Regions from separate parts of the Homo sapiens genome. Here region 2 is linked to region 1. The links are chromatin loops, found by intact Hi-C in ENCODE. Cell type or tissue: OCI-LY7. All regions are shown on one strand.

What was found. Peaks named below come from ENCODE experiments on the same cell type or tissue, not always from the same donor. Only the 100,000 strongest peaks of a DNase experiment are listed, where the experiment ranks them.
Region 2: it touches region 1 in a loop (3-fold over the local background); 6 of 110 quality-filtered maps call a loop at or near these places.

What each region holds. Positions count from the first base shown.
Region 1 is chr3:186,846,002-186,854,001 of GRCh38, reverse strand. ADIPOQ (adiponectin, C1Q and collagen domain containing) reads right to left here. Exons shown (of 3, transcript NM_004797.4): 2 at 730-951. The coding sequence starts at 943. ADIPOQ-AS1 (ADIPOQ antisense RNA 1) reads left to right here. Exons shown (of 4, transcript NR_046662.2): 3 at 130-224; 4 at 760-2,116. Among named protein-coding and RNA genes, the nearest start is that of ADIPOQ, 7.3 kb to the right of the region's middle. RefSeq lists a silencer at 5,278-8,000 and an enhancer at 952-8,000. In OCI-LY7, CTCF peaks have their summits at 4,244 and 4,443 (motif pointing left); a DNase peak (open chromatin) is centred at 4,431.
Region 2 is chr3:186,996,623-187,004,622 of GRCh38, reverse strand. The region is part of intron 2 of ST6GAL1 (ST6 beta-galactoside alpha-2,6-sialyltransferase 1); the gene reads right to left. Among named protein-coding and RNA genes, the nearest start is that of ST6GAL1, 70 kb to the right of the region's middle. RefSeq lists enhancers at 3,394-3,513, 3,654-3,703, 3,714-3,933, 4,472-5,362, 5,363-6,253 and 2 more and a silencer at 7,297-7,376. In OCI-LY7, no CTCF peak of the experiment used is centred here; DNase peaks (open chromatin) are centred at 3,752, 4,462, 5,292, 6,952 and 1 weaker place; H3K4me3 peaks cover 6,738 bases; H3K27ac peaks cover 8,000 bases.

The DNA.
Region 1 (8,000 bases):
TGGAGGCTCCCATAATTTCAACTCTATCTTTATCTCCTATAGGTCTCTATCATAGACCCTCCACCCTGCCAGCCCTTTATGTGCTGGCACCATCAACCCTGGTTTTGCAATTCTACCCCCTCCATCTAGGATGTCTCTCCTCCTCTATTCTGCCTACCCATCATTCAAGGCCTAGCTGAAGCTCTGCCTCCTCCTTGAAGCCTTCATTCTTCATCAGGTCCACGGTGAGTATATTTTCTCTATGCTCCATACTTTGAATACTTGTTCACATTCAGTTTGACATTTTTAGAGTAGACTTTCTTGTAGTAACCACCAACAGAGCCTTGCACATTAGACATCTTACCTAGATCAAGAGTTCCCCAAAGGCAGGACTGAGCCTTTCAGGGGGTGTGCAGTAAATGTGGTTGAATGCCACTGGGTGAAATGGAAGTTAAGCAGACAGAAAGAGGAATCAGAATATGAATGTACTGGGAATAGGGATGAGGGTGAAGATGGGAAAGGGGATGGAAAAGGAGCTGCAGATGCAGCAAAGCCAAAGTCTTGGTTATAGAGGCACCATCTACACTCATCCTTGGAAGACCAACCCCAAATCACTTCAGGTTGCTTATGGTTAACATAAAAAAGCTTTGCTTTCTCCCTGTGTCTAGGCCTTAGTTAATAATGAATGCCTTCATATAGTTTATATCAGTGTAGGAGGTCTGTGATGAAAGAGGCCAGAAACATTCTTACCTGGATCTCCTTTCTCACCCTTCTCACCAGGGGTGCCATCTCTGCCATCACGGCCTGGGGCCCCATTATGGCCCGGATGCCCTGGGATGCCCGCCATCCAACCTGTGCAGGCCCCCTTGGGCAGGGGAAGCAGGACTCCGGGCCCTTGAGTCGTGGTTTCCTGGTCATGACCGGGCAGAGCTAATAGCAGTAGAACAGCTCCCAGCAACAGCATCCTGAGCCCTGGAATCCACATGTGCACTGTCAGCCATGGAGAGACAGACCCCACACACACACCCAGTTGGGACCTACAAAGGACTCCGTCCATCTCAGCAGAGTCTACTTCTAGGAGCTGCTTTCTAAGTATTCAACTTTTCCAGGAAGACTTTTCTGAATATTGCAGCCCACCTTGATCTCTTTCTGCCCTGAAATCTGTAATACTTAGCATTATTCCCTGTGTGTAGTCTCCTTTCCTCACCAAGATTATGAATTCAGTGATTGCACAGATGACACTCCTCTAATTTTCCCATGTCTGAGCACAGGACCAAGCACAGGGAAAGCTCCAAGAGTCGACTTGCCAAGAATCCATCCTTGGGTTTCCCAAGTACGATGACACAGATTGCTCCATTCAATGCTAACCAGCTTCTCTCCTCTGGCTCCTTTCTTCTTTTTCTTTCCCCCCTTCTCTCTCATTTTCTGTGTCTATTCCTCCTTCTTACTCTCTCATTCTCTTTCTTCCTCTACCCCTCTCCTGGGGCACATGTTTGACTATTGGGTATATTACATTTGCACACATGCACACACACAAACACACACAGAGAAAAAGAGAGAGAGAGGGAGGGAGAGACTCACCTTGTGTTAAGCAGACAACGAGAGACACATCATCCCATGAACATATCCCCTGGCCCTTTGTTTGCCTGAGCCATCTTTAGCTGCCCCTCCTCCCCTGTCTAATCTCTATTCAGCTTTCAGGACCCAGTTTGGATGTCATCTGTTTCAAGAAGTCCTCCTTGTTCTCCATCTCACTCCTTGGCTGGTTCTTTCCCCTCTGTGTTTCTCCAGTGCCCTGGTAATATGGTTTGGGTCTGTGTCCCCACCCAAATAGCACGTCGACATGTGTTGGAGAAGGGGCCTGGTAGGAGGTGACTGAATCATGGAGGCAGACTTATCCCTTGCTGTTCTCATGATAGTAGGTGAATTCTCACAAGATCTGGTTGAAAGTGTGTAGCACTTCCCCTATATTCTCTCTCTCTCTCTTTCTCTCTCTCTCTCCTGCTGCTGTGTGATGTGCTTGCTTCCCCTTCGCTCTTTCTTCCACCATGATTGTAAGTTTTCTGAGGCCTCCCCAGCCATGCTTCCTGTACAGCCTGTGGAACTGTGAGTCAATTAAACCTCTTTTCTTTATAAATTACCCAGTCTCAAGTAGTTTTTTACAGCAGTGTGAGAATGGATTTATACACCTGGCTTAGCTCTATCATTGCACTCTGCTGTAATTTCTGTTTTGCTCACCCATTTCTCCATTAAACAGCAAGTACCAGGGGACAAAGACTAACACACTAATAGCAGAGTAGGGACTAAATAAGCACTTTTATAATGAGGAAAAGAAATCATGAGAGAGCCAGAGAAAGGAAGGGAAGGAGGAAGGAAAAGAAGAAAGGAAGATAAAAAGGAAGAGTGGAAGAGGGAAGGAAGGAGGGAGGGGGAATGTATTTGAAATATGTATTCTGGAGCCCTAGCAAAGAGCTCAAGTGGCACAGGTAGTCAAAAGCCTCCCTGTCTCAAAATCATTCTTTGATATCCCCCTCCCAGAAAAGGGCCCAATACAGGTATAGGGACTTTTATCCCCTCTCAGATTCTGCCTCCGATCTTAGGGGGATCTTAGGCCTCCACCTCAGATTGCTGAGGTCTTAGTCTTCCCACTCTCACCAAGGAGTTGGGAGAAAGCATCTCACAGAGAGAAATAGGTCCTAGGATCCTGGATTAGAGGCATCACTAAGACCCTCTGTGGGTTAATGTGGTTAATCCCAAGAATCTGATTCTAAACAAAGTGTAGTCCATGTACTTTATTTTACCTTAAAAATTCACTATTTTTCATCAGTTTGCTTGTCTCTTCTAGATTATATGAAGTCTCCAGAATTAGGTTTGTCTTCAGGACAACTGAAGGTTTGTTGAAGACAAACCTACTCCTCTGTGAGGGATGGAAGAAAGACCGTGATTGGCAATCTCACCCCAAAAACATGGGCCTGGTATCTGGAATCCCACTCCTATGCCCCATTACCTGGGGTTCTATACTACCCTCTTCACGTGGCACATCCAACTCATCTTTCATCTTTATCATATATATGAGATAAATTTTGTATATACATATAAACTATATGTATATATTACATATATAGTTCATTAAAAATAATAGTTATATAGTTCTTTGGACATGACAGAAAAGAAAACAATACTCAACTCCAAGAATGTCTCTGTTTATTTTTAAACATAGTGGAATCATACTTTATGTAAAACTTTATTCCTTTATTTTGTCTTTGGCATTTTCTAGTTTTTATAATGACTATTTTTAACGTCTCAGAGTGAGTGCTAGTCTAGTAAGTGGATATAATCAATATATATTTGACCATTTATATTTCATCAAACTTTTAGCATATTTTCATTTTAAAATATTATTTTATATTCTGTAAGAAATTATACTTTGATTTTTAAATAATATTTTAAATATCCTTAGGCATGTAGCTTTCCCCAAGATTATTATTCTGTTATGACAGATTCCCAGAAGTAAATTACTGGACCAAAAGGTATGCACATTTTTAAGTCTCCTGATACATATCCCCACATGGCAGCATATGTTATACTGCCAACCAGTAGTACATCATTAGTGTGTGTATAAAAGGGCATACCTTAACTACCCTCATCAGCTTTGGGTATTATAAAAAACATTTGTGTGTTGTCAGTTTAGTGAGCAAAGGAAATAATGGTACCTCACTGCTCTAGTTTGCTTTTTTTTTTTTTTTTTTTTGAGAGAGAGGATTTCACACTGTCACCCAGGCTGTAGTGCAGTGGCACAATCTCGGCTCACTACAGCCTCCACCTCCCAGGTTCAAGCGATTCTCATGCCTTAGCCTCCCAAGTAGCTGAGATTACAGGCATGCACCACCACACGCAGCTAATTTTTGCATTTTTTAGTAGAGACGGGGTTTCACCATGTTGGCCAGGCTAGTCTCAAACTCCTGACCTCAGGTGATCCGCCCGCCTTGGGCTCCCAAAGTCCTGGGATTAAAAGCATGAGCCACCACGCCCAGTCCTTGCCTCTAAGTGTTAAACAGTTCTTATTCATGCTAAGATTTAGTAAGTATTCAATTTTCTTCTGTTTTTTTCTATTGTTTGATATAGTTAAAATTTCACTTTTTAATGTAGCTCTGATTTTTTGTTTTGATGTAAGCTGTGACCTAAGGTACTCAAATGATTTCTCCCCACTTGAAGACTAGCTGTTACAACACCTTTAATTGCATTAATTTTTTCTCTCACTATAGATCTGATGCATCATTTATCAAATATCAGGTTCTAATATGATCTTATAAGTAAAGTAACCATTGATAATGAAATGGCAGACAGAGAGAAGAGAGACAGAAACAGCAACAGAAACAGGTGCAATCAGACTCAGGTGCTGCCCCTTTAGGTGTCATGAGTCTTTATTTAAGACCCACTACCATCATTTATATGTACATTTGTCGCCCTCTACTGAATTTGAAGAATTCAGGAGAGTGTTCTCAATAGCTTCTGGAAATAAAATGAGAAACAGCTTAGGTTTGACTAGTCTCAAGATAAGAAAAAAGAGGTGAGCTACATGAGAAGCCAAGGGGAGACCAGCAAAGCCCCTTTTGCATTTTAGGAGAATTCTTGTTCTGAGACTTTACAGATTTCATGCATCTTTAAACTTCCTCACTGCTTGTCACCTCCACCCTTTCTTATTATGGCTTTGGCAATAAAACTCCTGAGAAGAACTTTGAGCTCCATGCATGTTTTTCTCCAGAAATGGGAAGAATCTGTGAGGCTCCATCCTTTTCTGCTGGGAAACAGGAGGAGAGAATCCAGAATATGTGAAAGCCCCAGAGATAAAGGGTGACGGGGGGCTTACCCCAAACCTTGGAGAGAGGGCAAACTCAGGGGTCTCTGGAGTTTTCTGGCTCCTCCCCCTTTGTCAAAAATAAAGATCTCTTTCTCCTACCCTAAGGGAACACTGTTTGTCCCCAAACTTCAGTATTATGGACAGATTTCTCCACTAATAGGTGCGATCAGCCTGGGTTCCATGACAGTGGCACGGGGTAGAGGTGCCAAAAATACAAGAGTGTGATTAGCACAGGAGCCTCAGAAGTTTCCAAGACCAAGAACGGACTCTGATTGTAAAAGAAAGTTGCATTCCAACTTAATTCTGGGTGGGAAACCAGCAATTAATAACAATTGAAGGTCAGTGCAAACGTGCCTAATTTTCAAAAAAATTTTCAAAATTATTTGTGTTCTTTTTTATTTTACTTATTTATTTATCTGGAGATGGAGTCTTGCTCTGTCGCTAGCATCTTGCGCTCTCCAAGTCTCAGGAGACACATTAGAGTCAAAAGCAGGGCTTTGGGAAGATTAGGTAAAATAAGTTTTGAAAATGCCACATGAAAATGATACTCCAAGGAACCCTCACCCATGTCAGCGTTCTCATGTTCCTCATCTCACATAATCCCGTTTAGCGGATTAGGAAGCTGAGTCTGAGAAGCTCCGTGTCATGCTTTCGGAGGCACCGTGATGCGATGGAAAGCTCACCGATTTGGAAGTCAGAACAGAGTCTCTCAGGGATCGTTTCCTTAATCTCTCAGTTTCCTCATCTCTAAAGTGGGGGTCATATATATAAAACGACAAACATATAAAAATACCTATTTTTTTAGATATTGCCATTGTTACACTTTGCTTGTTACCCTTCCTTCCTTCCTTCCTTCTTTCCTTCCTTCCTTCTTTCCTTCCTTCCTTCTTTCCTTCCTTCCTTCCTTCCTTCTTTCCTTCCTTCCTTCCTTCTTTCCTTCCTTCCTTCCTTCCTTCCTTCTTTTCTCTCTCTCTTTTTTTTTTGTTTCTGAAGTGGAGTCTCGCTTTGTGGCCCAGGCTGGAGTGCAATGGCACCATCTTGGCTCACTGCAACCTCCGCCTCCTGGGTTCAACTGATGCTCCTGCCTCACCCTCCCAAGTAGCTGGGATCACAGGAATCCACGACCACACCTGGCTAATTTTTTGTATTTTTAGTAGAGATGGGATTTCACCATGTTGGCCGGGCTGGTCTCAAACTCCTGACCTCAAGTGATCCGCCCGCCTCGGCCTCCCAAAGTGCTGGGATTACAGGCATGAGCCACTGCGCCCGGCCTGTTACACTGTATTTCTATCAGAAAAAAATTATTACTAAGTAATAGTGAGTACTATGATCTAAAACTCAATTATGCCTAAAAAGAAAACTTTTACAAGGATCAACAAGCTAAATCTCAAGTGTCACAATTCTTTGCCTTTGTAAAATGCTATTTGTTGTGTCCCTGTGGGCTTAGCATGGCACTAAAAGTTCCTAAGTCTCAACTCTGGTTATGTGTCATTTAGTGACTCAGGAATCTGCTTAATTGTTTTTGGTCACAAAGCTTTTGGCAACGAAGGAGTGATGAAGCTAAGCGCACCCTTGAAGTGTCATAAAAAAAAATGAGGTAGTATGATCAGCTGTACAGTTAGAGCAATAAAAAGTCCAGGCAGACCTTCTGATTCACCATAATCAATTTAAGATTTCTTAATGTTTCTTTCCTGGCAGCATACAAAAAGGCAAAATTAATAAATAACATAGTTGTTGTATAACAAATTTTGTTACTTTTTATAAAACAAAGGGATCTATTTTATCTGTATTAAAATTAAAAATTTTGTGGACTTTAAAAAATTTTTAAAATGCTATTTATAAAACCCTTTTCTCACCTAGTGTCTCATTCGATTCTCACAATCATTTTGAGAGACAGGATAGGGTAGAATAGGGAGCACGGGCTCTACGGTCTTGGTGCTTAGGCACAAATCATTTGTTCTGACCTGTAATGCGTTTCAGTGTTCTGTTTGTTGGAAGATCAAATGGTGTAGTCTGTGTAAAATGCTTAGAATGGTGTCTGGCACATGTCAGTGCTCAGTAAATGTTAGTGATGAGTGTATGCATTTTAGAGATGAGGAAAGGGGACTTCAGAAAGGTTAAGTGGCTTTCCAAGATCCCAGAGCTACACAGAGAGGAGTCGGAAATTAAACTCTGATCTTCAGAACCCAATAACAGACTCTTAGACATAGTCCAGGAGGAGAAAAGTATCGTGGTCACACATCCTGCCTTTCAATATGCCACCCCATGGGGTGAGGGATACAAGAAAAAAGTAGCATAAAAAGACTTCCACTGTAATCCCAGCACTGGCTTTCCTGGCAAACCTCGCACAGGCATGGATTCATCTGCTTTTAAAATTATACCAGGGGATGACCGTGATGTTCTCAGGATCCTAAAGGGCCATACTGTGATCATTTATCTTCATGTTAAAGTGTATGAGAAATTTCACTTTGACCTACTGGAATTTCAGTTGCAACAGCAGAATCCTGTGAAATGCAAGGACAGGGTCCCCTCTGGGACTGGCAGGAGGCAGAGCCGTGTGGGGGAAAGAGATCACCAAACCTGGTGCCAACTCTTCCAGCAGAAAAGGGCATTAAAGCACACAAAATTGGCCAGGCACGGTAGCTCACACCTGTCATCTCAGCACTTTGGGAGGCTGAGATGGGTGGGTCACATGAAGTCAGGAGTTCAAGACCAGCCTGGCCAATATGGCAAAACCCCGTCTCTACTGAAAATACAAAAAAATTAGCTGGGGGTGGTGGTGCCTGCCTGTAATCCCAGGTACTCAGGAGGCTGAGACATAAGAATTGCTTGAGCCTGGGAGGCGGAATTTGCATTGAGCTGCACTCCAACCTGGGTGACAGAGCAAGACTCTGTCTCAAAAAAAAAAAAGTATACAAAATCCTCAAATGTCAGAGCCAAAAGGAGCCCCAGAAATCACCTCACCCCTGCCTTGCTTTTACAAATGGGAAGGCTGAGGGGAAGGAGTAGGAATGCACTTATTAGAACCTTATAGAAGCCAGTTCCCATGCTAGATTTTACACGTTATTTATCTTCATCTTTACAATAACTCCATGAAGGAAGGAAATGAGCCCAACTTCAGAGATGAGGAAACTGACAGATTAAGGAGATGATCCCTCAG
Region 2 (8,000 bases), 150 kb before region 1:
CCGTATAAGCTAACAGGACATCATTCTCGCTCCCGACTCTAGTGTATTACATATTGCTACCTTGGTCCACTCTGCTGTTTTCTTCCCTTCCTCCTACACTGCCTATGGAGGCTACAAGCAGGAGATTCTTCCTGGGCACCTGGAGGTATCTTCTCAGTAATGCTTATAAAAGGCCATCTTTCTATAGAAAAACTTTGGTATCAGAAGCAGGACCTCTCTCTTAGGAAAAGTCCTGGGCTCTGGGGCTGGCTCTGCCACTTGCTAGTCATAGGACTTTCAGATAGTCTCCCTGTGTTAGTCTGTTCTTCCATTGCTATAAATACCTGAGATTGGGTAATTTACAGAGAAAGGAGATTTAATTGGCTCACAGCTCTGCAGGCTGCACAAGCATGGTGCCAGCATCTGCTCACTTGCCGGGGAGGCCTCAGGGAGCTTTTAGTTATGGTGGAAGGTGAAGCAGAAGCAGGCACATCACATGGCGAAAGCAAAAGCAAGAGGCAGTGGTGGGGAAGGTGCTACACACTTTGAAACAACCAGATCTCATGAGAACTCACTGTTGTGAGGACAGCTCCAAGCCATGAAAGATCCACACCCATGACCCAAACACCTCCCAGCAGGCCCCACCTCCAGCACTGGGGGTTACATTTCAACATGAGATTTGGTGGGGACATATATTCAAACCACATCAATCCCTGAGGCCACATTTCCTTGTATGAAAGTAGAAATAATAGCTCTTCTGTCTCTTTCTAAGAACCCTTACGAGGACCAAAGGAAAAAAAAATGTTTTGGCAATAATAAAGTAGCATAGGGATGTAAGGAATATTTTATTAATGATGTATGGTTATGTCCAGAATGGTAGTTCCTAAACTTCACTGCTGTCTGACGGATTTTCAATTATCCTTCTCCTAAAAATTCTCCATTATAATTCTTCAAAAGCAAAATTTCACAAATCATTGGAAAATATATCTTATATACTGTTTACAGTAGCAAAGTATCCAATGCCAAGAAGCAAATTTAATTAAAGATAGGCAAGACTTTTTACTGAAAACTACAAAACACTAGTGAGAGCAATAAAAGATCTAAATAAATGGAGGATATATACCATGCTGATCAACTGAAAGATTCAATTTTGTTAAAATGTCAATTTTCCCCCAAATTGATGGTGATGGCTGATTTTATGTGTCAACTGGACTGCGCCACAGAGTACCCAGATATTTAGTCAAATATTCTGGGTGTTTCAATGAGGTTGTTTTGGATAAAATTAGCACTGGAATCAGCAGGCTGAGTACAGCAGATTGCCCCCTCTCTAACGGTGGGCCTTATCCAATCGGTTAAAGGCCTGAATACAGTAAAACAGGCTGACCTTCCCACAGGTAAGAGGGAGCTCCTCCTGTCTGACTGCCTTGAGCTGGGGCATTGTTTTTGCTGTTGTTGTTTTGGTTTGGTTTGGTTTTGGGGTTTTTTTCCCCCTGCCTTTGGACTCAAACTGAAAGGCCTTAGGCCAACTGGCATTTGCACTAGAACTACGCCATTGGCTTTCCCTGGTTCTCAGGCCTTTGGACTCAGACTGGAACTGCACCATTGCTGCTCCTGGGCCTCCACCTTGCCAGTCGCAGATCTTGGTAATTGTCAGTTTCCATAATTGCATAAGCCATTGTTTTATTTCTCTTACTAATGTTTTATATTCTTCAGTAAAATGTCTTGCCTATCTTTAATTAAACTTGCTTCTTGCATTTGATATTTTGCTACCGTAAATAGTATACAAAATATACTTTCTAATAATTTGTGAACCTGTGCTTTTAAAGAATTATAATGGAGAATTTTCTGGGTAAGGGTAATTATGCACACACACATACATGCTATTGATTCAGAATCATCTGAATCAAGGGACATTTCAGAACCCTTTCTGCTGATACGCCCAGAGTTGAGATTTTACCCAGAAACAGAAACAGACAAATCACACAACTTTCCTCACCCCAAATCCTAAGCAAAGGTAATTGGCACAGACAGGAATTGATGAGATGTTGGCAGAGAGGAGATGCTTAGCGGCAAGAAAGCCACAATGAACCTCCCAGCCAATGCCTCACAGAGTGCAAGGCCATGTAAAAAATGAGGGAAAGAAGTCCTTGGCATTTTCCAGACATAATGACTACATTGACTTTTCCTGAGGGAAAGTTGGACAGACCAGGGAGAGGAATGAGCTGTGCTCAAGGGTCTTTTGGGTCATTTCTTTGCATTTCCTAAAGAATATGTTTTTTACCTTATCATGTAGACAACTTTGATCTGTGCTGCTGAGCATAAAGAAACATTTGATAGCTTCCATAAACCTGACAGTTTGACACTAAGTGTGGGAGGGAAATCACTAAACTAATAAGTATATGAAATATCATCCCTTCTTTGTGGAATTATGAGCTCATTCATCTCCAAAACAAAATTACATTAAAAGCTTCAGACACACGAAAATGTTGATTTGCCTCCCATTTGTTTCAAGATGGCCTTAAACCTAGAATGTGGACTTAAAAATACACCATAACAGAAAATATGGTCAGATCTAACAGCTAATTACAACACCAATATAAGGCAACAAAGCTCTCTCTTTGGTAGAGTAGAAAATAAAGCTAAAAACATTGTTTGTTTGTTTTGTTTTTGGGTTTTTTTTTTTTTTTTGAGACAAAGTCTCACTCTGTTGTCCAGGCTGGAGTGCAGTGGCGTGATCTCGGCTCACTGCAACCTCCGCCTCCCGGGTTCAAGCAATTCTCCTGCCTCAGCCTCCTGAGTAGCTGGGATTACAGGCGCGCGCCACCACACCCGGCTAATTTTTGTATTTTTAGTAGAGACGGGGTTTCACCATGTTGACCAGGCTGGTCTCAAACTCCTGACCTCGTGATCTGCCCGCCTGGGCCTCCCAAAGTGCTGAGATTACAGGAGTGAGCCACTGAGCCCGGCCGTTTGTTTGTTTTTCATTACATATATGGTGGGCCCTTTATGTGCAGGACACTGTGTGAAATGCATTTTCTCACTTAAACCCCTAACATGATGCTGAAGTAGATGCCATAATCCCATTTTACAGATGAAGCTGAAGTCCAGAAAGGTCAGCCATTTGACCAAAGTGGGCCTCCAGAAAGCAATGGAAGTGAGATCCAAACCCAGGTTTACAACAGTTATTGAGCACTACTTATGTGCCAGGCACTGATCTCAGCACTTTTCAAGTATTAACAGATTTAATCCCCACTGCAATATTACAGGGAGACATTGCTGTCACCTGATTTTAGATGAAGAAATGAGGCAGAGAAAGGTAAAATAATTTGTCCAAAGTCACACATCCCTCTGATTCAATGCCTGAGACAGATCTATGTGCAGTGGAGGGTATGGAAAGTGACATGCAGGTCATCCCTTTCCTCGGGCTGTGGACATTTCAGAATGTCCAGGGTTCGGGTAGGAACACTGAGTTCTACCTCGCTTCTGTGCCACTGTGGGAAGTTGAGGCCAAACTTAGTGAAGCCACATGGCCAGCTTGAAACCTGTGGGTCTTCGGGTTTGGCTCTCACCATTCATCTGCAAAGAAAAGCTGTGTAACCCACCTTCTCCCGAGGAAGGCACCTTTCTGCCAACAATGGCCTCACCTGACACTCTGGTCAGTTACACAAGCACTGTTCTAAAAAGCATCTGGGGAAGTACGCACAAATGCATGGCCCATTTCTACTCCAGTTAAATTTAGCAAAACTTTGAGTAAATTTTCACACCCAATGCTGGTGATTAATAGCAAAACAGTTGTGCTCATGTATCACTCATGGCTGGGAAAACAGAAGTGAAACCTTACGAAAATACCTCAGAACAACCAACAATAGTTGAAAAACAGAAAAGAAACATAAATGTGTGGGTGCCTACTGTAGCATCAAATGTAATGCTGAGAAAATTTGGAACAACCTAAATATCTAGCCATAGGAACAAGCAAAATTGTGATCCAGAAGTCCATCGATTGCCTATGAAGCCATTAACAAAAGACATGCACTATAAAGATGAAAAACAATGTTTATAGAAACAAAATAAACTTTTTTTTGAGCCAGAGTCTCGATCTTGTCACCCAGGCTGGAGTGCAATGGCAAAATCTTGGCTCACTGCCACCTCGGCCTCCCGGGTTCAAGCGATTCTCCTGCCTCAGCCTCCCGAGTAGCTGGGATTACGGGCACCTCCACCAAGCCTAGCTAATTTTTTTTTTTTTTTTTTGTATTTTTAGTAGAGATGGGGTTTCACCATGTTGGCCAGGCTGGTCTCGAACTCCTAACCTCAGGTGATCCACCCACCTCAGCCTCCCAAAGTGCTGAGATTACAGACGTGAGCCACCACATCCGGCCCAAAATAAACTTTTGGTCAACACTAAAATTGTAATTCTATTAAAAGCTTGCTTTGCAAACAGACTATGATTACAAGTGACCATTGTTACAAGTGAACAGTAATGTGTCAGGAGGCAGGATACATTTTAAAAATGTATCTTGGCTGGGCACCATGACTCATGCTTATGAATCCCATCACTTTGAGAGGCCAAGGCAGGAAGAATGCTGGAGGCCAGAGGTTCAAGATCCGTCTGGCCAACATACTCTACAAAAATGTTCTTAAAATAGCTCAGTGTGATAGTGCACGCCTATAGTCCCAGCTACTCAGGAGGCTGAGACAGGAGGATCCCAAGCCCACAAGTTCAAGGCTGCAGTGAACTACAATAGCCACTCCAGCCTGGGCAACAGAGGAGGACTCTGTCTCTAAAAAAAATATAAATAAATAAAAGTGTATCTTTACTGCTGTCATAATGTTTGTGAGTAAAACAAGAAAAACAAGTTTAGCACCAAGTTTGTTGCCCCCAGAGCACGCACATGGCCCTCCTACTCCACTTACCCTCCATTAGAATATAGTAGTCTTGGCTGGACACGGTGGCTCATGACTGTAATCCCAGTGCTTTAGGAGGCCAAGACGGGAGGATCATGAGGTCAGGAGATCGAGACCATCCTGGCTAACACGGTGAAACCCCATCTCTACTAAAAATACAAAATTAGCCAGGCGCAGTGGTGCACTCCTGTAGTCCCAGCTACTCGGGAGGCTGAGGCAGGAGAATGGCCTGAACCAGGGAGGCGGAGCTTGCAGTGAGCCGAGATCGTGCCACTGCACTCCAGTCTGGGCTACGGAGTGAGACTCCGTCTCAAAAAAAAAAAAAAAAGAGATTATAGTAGTCTTCCTTCAAGGCGACAAATCCGGGCCTACTTCTTCCCCGGATGTCTTGCCTTAGCATAGGGGACAGAAACACATTTATTCAGCACCCATAATGGCCTGGCCCTGACATAGCTGAGCTGTTCCTATGCATTATCACCTTGAATGACACACACCTTCTACGAGGCGAGTGGTGTTAATGGTCCCACGGCCCTAGACAGAGGCTTACCGCCTAGTGAAAGGATTCCCTTAACTTTCGCATATGCATTTAAAAAGGAGGATTCCCTTTACTTCCCCAGGGCCAGCTGCCTCCACAAGAGCAAGTTTAACAATGGTTTGGAAATAAGATACCCCTGCATTGCCCCCGGGCCCCCTTCCTGGTCGGCTGGCAGTTGGCCACAGTGGGAAGAGGAGGGAGAGGCCAGGATCCAGTTCTGTTGCTTTCCAGCTTCGTGCCCCCCAGGCAAGTTACCTAACCTCTCTGGGCTTCATTTCCTCAACCATTAGATAGTTCTGTAATAAACTTTTCACGTGATTATTGAACTATATGAAATAATATACGTAAAATGCTTAGAACTGGGCTCCACAATGCAACAGCCACTAGCCAGATGTGGCTAGGCCAGATGAGACGTGCTGTAAGTGTAAAAATACACACTGAAGATTTCTTATGGAAAAAGGAATGTAGAAAGTATGATTCGTAATTTTATATTGATTACATGAGAAAGTAAGAGTATTTTGAATATATTGAGTTAAATAAAATACAGTTGATCCTTAAACAGCACAGTTCCATTTATATGCAGATTTTTTCAATAAAAGTTACACTAAGTGTGCCTGTCTCTCCTGCCTCCCCCTCGCCCTCCTTCTACCTCTGCCATTCCTGAAACAAACCCAATCCCTCCTCTTCCTCCTCCTCAGCCTGCTCAATGTGAAGATGATGAGGATGAAGACCTTTATGAGGATCCACTTCCACTTACTAAATAATAAATACATTTTCTCTTTCTTATGATTTTCCTAACATTCTTTTCCCTAGCTTACTTTATTACAAGAATACAGTATATAAAACACATAACATATAAAATATGTGTTCATCAGTTTTTTATGTTATCAGTAAGGCTTCTGGTTAACAGGATATTCGTATTAAGTTTAGGGACCGTCAAAAGTTATACGTGGATTTTCTTTCTTTTTCTTATTTTTCAGAGTCTACTTTCAGAAAATATACATGGACTTTCAACTGCACAGGGAGCTAGTGCCCTTAACCCCTGTGTAGTTCTATGTTGTTTAAATTAATTTCATCTGTTTCTTTTTACTTCCCGTATTTTTTAAACAATTAAATTTTATAAAAATAACAATAGAGACAGGGTGTTGCCCAGGCTGGTCTCTAACTCCTGGGCTCAAGTGATCCTCCTGCCTCAGCTTCCCAAAGTGCTGGAATTATAGGCACGAGCCACCATGCCCGGCCTCTTTTTGCTTTTTTAATGTGTCTATTACAAATCTGAAAACTACGTATGCAGCCCACACTTGTGGCTTGCTTTCTATTTCCATTAGATAGCACTGGCTGAGAACACAGTTCTGCACAATGTTAGTTCTTTATTTCTCCGTCCCCACTCACCAGTCAGCATTGTCTCAATATGGTCAGCACTGTCTAAAATCTTTTTTTTTTTTTCTTTTTGAGACAGAGTCTCACTCTGTCCTAGGCTGGAGCGCAATGATTCCGTTGCGGCTCACTGCAGCCTCGATCTCGCAGGCTCAAGTGATCCTCTCGCCTCAGCCTCCTGAGTAGCCGTGACTACTGGTGTGTGCTACCACACCTGGCTATTTTTTTTTATTTTTTGTAAAGACAGGGTCTTACTATGTTGCCCAGGCTGGGCTCAAACTCCTGGACTCAAGCAATCCTCCCACCTCAGCCTCTCAAAATGTTGGGAGGCATGAGCCACCGTGGCCAGCATAAAACCCTTAATCTTTAGGCTGGGTGAGTTCCTTCTCCTTTCCAGGCCTCAGTTTACCATCCTGAGACAGATGATGAAGAGCAGAATAGGAACTAGGCTTAGAAGACTGGGCTCCAGCCCTGATTCCACCATTACTAACTAGATGACCTTTAGCATGTCATTTCATCCCTCTGAGTGACAGTTTTGTCACTTACAAAACAGGGGGTGACACCCTGGTCATTGCATGAGATAACACGTATGACAGTGCTTGATAAATGCAAAGGACTATAGAGGTCAGGAGGAAGTAGCGTAACGTGCCCAGTGAGGAGGTTGGGCAGTCCTGCCTGCCTCCTCTGATAGTCCATGCCTCCCATATTATATTATTACTTAACTATTTTCCATGTCTCATGTCTCTAAAAACAAATCTCCCCAAGAATACATTTCTTCCTTCCCACCTGCCCGCCTCCAACACAGCCAAAGCACAGTGTACAGACAGAACCCCTCAAACCACCACACAGACCAAGTGTGCTGTGTGAGGTGGTCATGAACAAGCTCAAAGTGGAGATGGCCTTGGAAACAAACTGGCAATACAAGGTGGAAAGTGCAGGATACCAGTGTAGCAGGGACCCAAGCAGAGAGGGGCAAGAAGCGGGGGACACGTATGTAGTGGCCAACAGGAAGGACTCTAGAGTGCAGACATTTGCAAAACAGGAGAGCAGAAAGGTGTGCATGAGCCTGGAATTCTATAGCACGTCATGCAAAGAAAACATCAGGGTATGATGTACAGTGGGCCACCTATGAGATGAGCCCTGTCACCAGAGATACCTGGTTGGTAGGTCCTTCCACAGATGGAACGTCGTTGCCTTCTTGCCTTTG